2 separate regions of the Homo sapiens genome follow, and region 2 is linked to region 1. Evidence: read pairs that join two places in POLR2A ChIA-PET (ENCODE). Cell type or tissue: HepG2. All regions are shown on one strand.

Region 1 (2,500 bases):
AAATACAGCCATGCCTTCTGAGAAATGTGCTTAGCTGTGTTCATTGATTTCATTGTTGTGCAGACATTATAAAGTGGACTTACACAAATCTAGATGGCATAGCCCTCTAGACATATAGGCCATATGGTATAGACTGTTGCTCCTAGCTGCAAACTTGTACAACATGTTACTGGATGAATACTGTTAGCAATTGTAACACAATGGTAAGTATTTGTCTGTAAACATATCTCAACATAGAAAAGGTACAGTAAAAATACCATGTAAACATAAAAAATGGTATACCTGTATAGGGCACTGACCTTGAATGGAGCTTGCAGGACTACAGTTGCAGTGAGTGAGTGGTGAGTGAATGTGAAGGCCTAGAACATTACTGTACCCTACTGTAGACTTTATAAACACTGTACACTTAGGCTACACTAAATTTATTAAAATTTTTTTTACTTCAGTAATAACCTTAGCTTACTGTAACTTTTTACAATTTTTTTTTTTAATTGAGATGGGGTCTTGCTATGTTGCCCAGGCTGGTCTCGAACTCCTGGCTTCAAGCAATCTTCCCATCTCAGCCTCCCAAAGCTATGGGATTGCAGGTGTGAGCCTTCATACCCAGCGACTTTATATACTTTTAATAACACTTAGCTTTTAAAGCACAAACACATTGTACAGCTGCATAAAAATATTTTCTTTATATCCTTATTCTATAACATTTTTTCTATTTAAAAGTTTTAACTTTTTAAACTTTTTTGTTAAAAACTAAGACACAAACATGCACATTAGCCTAGACCTACACAGAGTCAGAATCATCAGTATCACCGTCTTCCACCTTCATCTCTTGCCCCACTGGAAGGTCTTCAGGGGCAGCAACACGCATGGGGCTGTCCTCTGTGATGACAATGCCTTCTTCTGGATACCTCCTGAAGGATTGCCTGAGGCTTTTTACAGTTAACTTTGTAAGTAGAAGGAGTACACTATAAAATAACAACAAAAAGTATAGCATAGTAAATATATAAACCCATAGCAGTTTATTATCATTATTAAGTATTATGCATTGTACACAGTTGTTGCATACTAGACTTTTATGTGACTGGTAGGTTTGTTTATACCAGCATTGCTACAGACACGTGAGTAATGCATTGTGTTGCGACATCACTAGGCCATAGGAATTTTTCAGCTTTATTATGATCTTAATGGGACTATTGTTGTGTATGCAGTCTGTCACTGACTGAAATGTTACGTGGTGTATGTCTGTATGTGGAATCATGCTTTATGTTTTTTTTGGGGGGAGGGTCTCATAGGAGATGACAGCTCCTGTGCATGTTATTGTCTCTTTTTTCTTTCTTTTCTTTTTTTTTTTTTTTTTTAAGATGGACTCTTACCCTGTTGCCCGGGCTGGAGTGCAGTGGCGTGATCTCAGCTCGCTGCAACCTCTGCCTCCCGTGTTCAAGCAATTCTCCTGCCTCAGCCTCCCGAGTAGCTAGGATTACAGGTGCCCGCTACCATGCCTGGCTAATTTTTTGTATTTTTAGTAGAGACTGGGTTTCACCACGTTGGCCAGGCTGGTCTCTAACTCCTGACCTCAGGTGATGCACCTGCCTCAGCCTCTCAAAGTACTGGGATTACAAGCGTGAGCCACTGCGTCCCGCCTCTTTTTTCTTTAGCATAATTATTTTGAGATCCATCTGTGTTTCCATGTGTATCCACAGTTCTTATTGCTGAATAGTATTGCATTGTATGGATATAGCCAAATTTATTAATTCAACTGTTGGTGGATATTTGGGTTGTTTGCAGTTTTCAGTGATTATAAATAAAGTGTCTGAACATTCACATTTCCCTACTGTGTGAACATGGGCTTTTATTTTTCTTGGGTAAATATCTAGAAGTAGATTGGCTGGATCTTTTGGTAGGTGTGCATGTTGCTAACTTTTCAAAAAATTGTCAAACTTTTCTTTTTCTTTTTAAAAACAACAACAGCAACAAAAAACATTCCCACCAGCAGGATGTGAGAGTTTCAGTTGCTCCACTTCTGGGTCATTACATGGTACGGTCAGTCTTTAAAATTTCTAGCATTCTGGTGGGTATGTAGTGGAGCTCATTATAGTTTTGATTTCTCTTCCCTGGTGACTAATGATTTGGAACACACTTTTTATGGGCTTATTTTTGCAATCCTTACATCTTGGTGAAGTTTCGGTTCAGATCTTTTGCCTGCTTCAAAAAATGTGTCTTGGACTGGGTGCGGTGGCTCACACTTCTAACCCCAGCACTTTGGGAGGCCAGGGTGGGAGGATCACTTGAGTCCAGGAGTTTGAGAGCAGCCTGGACAACAGAGCAAAATCCCCTTCTCGGCTGGGGATGATGGTTCACGCCTGTAATTCTAGTACTTTGGGAGGCCGAGGCAGGAGGATCACTTGAAGTCAGGAATTCAAGAACAGCCTGGCCAATATGGTGAAACCCCATCTCTAGTAAAATTACAAAAAAAAAAAATTTTCTTAAGAAGACCCCCTTC
Region 2 (2,500 bases), 170 kb before region 1:
GGCCCTTATCCTCATGGCTGCAAGGTGGCTCCCACACCTGTGACCTCTCCTCTCCATTCCAGACCAGAAGAAGGAGAAGAAAGGACAAGGAGGAAGTGCTAGTATCTGATTTCTGGCTCATTCTTTTTTTTTTTTTTTTTTTTTTTTGAGACAGTTTCGTTCTTGTTGCCCAAGCTGGAGTGCAATGGTGTGATCTTGGCTCACTGCAACCTCCGCCTCCTGGGTTCAAGCAATTCTCCTGCCTCCCAAATAGCTGGGATCACAGGCATGCACCACCATGCCTGGCTAATTTTGTATTTTTAGTAGAGACGGGGTTTCTCCACATTGGTGAGGCTGGTCTCAAACTCCCAACCACAGGTGATCCGCCCACCTCGGCCTCCCAAAGTGCTGGGATTACTGCGCCCGGCCTCAAGTTGTGACATTCTAAACCACATTGTCTTACACCTCCAGGTTCCTTTCCATATTCATCCACCTTGCCTTCCACTGCTCTTTCCTGTGCCCAGCCTGATTTGACCTCATACTTGTACAAGCATTTTCATACTTCAACCTCAATTTACCCTCTGGAGCTGAAATTCAGTACTATTTTCTAAAGTTCTTGTTTTTCCTCTCAACTGTATTTCTTGTTTTCCCTTCTGCTTTTGGCCTCTCCCTGGAGAAGCCTGGCCTCCAGAAACTGTAGTGTTAGGCACCTCCGGCCTTATAAGCAGGACCTAGCTGTATGGCTAAATGAGAAGCAGGAAGGAGGAGAAGGGAGAGTTCCATGGGAAAGAATATGGAGGAGGGGTTGACACAGGCTCTGTAATAACACATTAGGGATTTGAGTCTTTATTTTATAGGAAAATCAGTGAGAACTCTGGGTTTCAAGTGATACAAAACCGATTCAAACTGACTTAAGTACAAAAGCAAATCTGTTGACTCCTGTAAGTCCAGGGTGGTTCTAGCTTAAAGTCCAGCTGAAATCAAGGGTTCACATAACGCCGCCCACCTCCATCTCCTGGGAGTTCTGCTGCTGTGTTGACTTTACTCTCAGGCAGGCTCTTTCCCACATGGGGGCAAGTTGAGCAGCATTAGCCAGAGGGTTACATTCTGCCTGGTTAATAATCTCAAGAAGGAGCTCTTCTTTGGACTTTCACTGGAGGACCATGAGTCACATGCACACCTGTTAACCAATCACTGTGCCAGGGAGATGAAATACACTAGACATCCCTGGGCTACGTGCATACCCTGGAGGGCAGGGGAGTGGAACCCTAAAACAAACTCAAAGTGCTGTTGCAGAAAGAAGCTGAAATGGAAGCTGGGTAGGCGGAAACAAGAGATGTCTACTAAAGAAAGAGGGCCAGTAATGGTATTAGAGCTGGTAATGAGAAGATCAGAATGTTGCTTTCAGATGATTAATCTGGAAGCAGGGTCCAGGATGGGCTTGGGGTTGGGGAAGTTTGGGATTAGGAAAACTGGTTAGGAGGCTACTCTATCATCCAGGTAAAAGACATGACAGTGAGAATGGGAAAGACAGGACAAGTGTAAGAAGTTACTTCAGAGGTAAATTAATTGTCAGCATCACTCGCACCAAGAAGGTATAAGGAAGAGGTATGAGGTCAGAGGAAAGTCACTCGGCTAATAAGAATGTGGGAGAATGCCTCTCTCAGAAGCCTAAGACCCACTCCCTCTAATGTAGTTGTGAGATATCCTACCTATTTATGATTATGTTCTTTCCCCGTGCAGGTAAACTACCGGTCTTAAAAATTACAGTCACTCCCCAGATCTCTTCAGATACCTTCAGATCAATTTGGAAAAATAGCAAGAAGTCTAACACTATGCATAAAAAGAAGAAAAAGGTAAGTTCTTGGACGTCTGTGTCAGTGAGGAGCAGCCACCAGGGAGTGCTGTGTGGAGCCTGGGCCCTTGGGGCAGACAGCACCATCAGCTGCAGGTTTTGCATTTGATTATATGAGAATTTAGGTTCTAGGTCACGCTCCCCTAAACCATCATTCCAATCTGATGGATGATGATTGAACCAAGAGACAAGTAAGTAAGAGAACAACAGTTTCCTCAAAGATTGGCACAGACTGGGCCTCCCCTCTTTAATTCCCACCCCTACCCAAATCCTAGTTGCTGCTAGCCTATTGTGGATCTGAAAAGATAAATTTACTTTTAAATTTACCTAAACTCTTTATGAAGGCTGTGCTACCTCTTAGGAGGTAATGCTTTATATATGTTTATTCTCTACTGTAAGAAGTTGAACTCCCTTTTTTCTATAATTTATGATTGCCTGTTTATTATTTCACAGACTAAAAACTGAATATAGGTGCTATATTTCCATATGGATGTCATCTATTTCCATGGCCAAGCAGATACACCCGGATAGATATTGCTTATTCTATAGTAATATTTTTCACTGTAACCAAGTCCCTTTGAAGTTCTCAAATTTGATGATTATTGTATGAAAGTTTAAAGTCATGTGATAATCCTGTCTTGTGATGATCCCATCACACTTGTCATT

The links. ChIA-PET counts read pairs that join two places held together with the same protein. Peaks named below come from ENCODE experiments on the same cell type or tissue, not always from the same donor. Only the 100,000 strongest peaks of a DNase experiment are listed, where the experiment ranks them.
Region 2: POLR2A ChIA-PET joins it to region 1 with 11 read pairs; 9 of 35 experiments call an interaction of 5 or more read pairs at or near these places.

Annotation. Positions count from the first base shown.
Region 1 is chr3:141,893,849-141,896,348 of GRCh38, forward strand. The region is part of intron 1 of ATP1B3 (ATPase Na+/K+ transporting subunit beta 3); the gene reads left to right. Among named protein-coding and RNA genes, the nearest start is that of ATP1B3, 18 kb to the left of the region's middle. In HepG2, no CTCF peak of the experiment used is centred here; a DNase peak (open chromatin) is centred at 1,153.
Region 2 is chr3:141,727,569-141,730,068 of GRCh38, forward strand. No RefSeq gene overlaps it. Among named protein-coding and RNA genes, the nearest start is that of RNF7, 9.5 kb to the right of the region's middle. In HepG2, a CTCF peak has its summit at 1,868 (motif pointing right); a DNase peak (open chromatin) is centred at 1,083; H3K4me3 peaks cover 454 bases.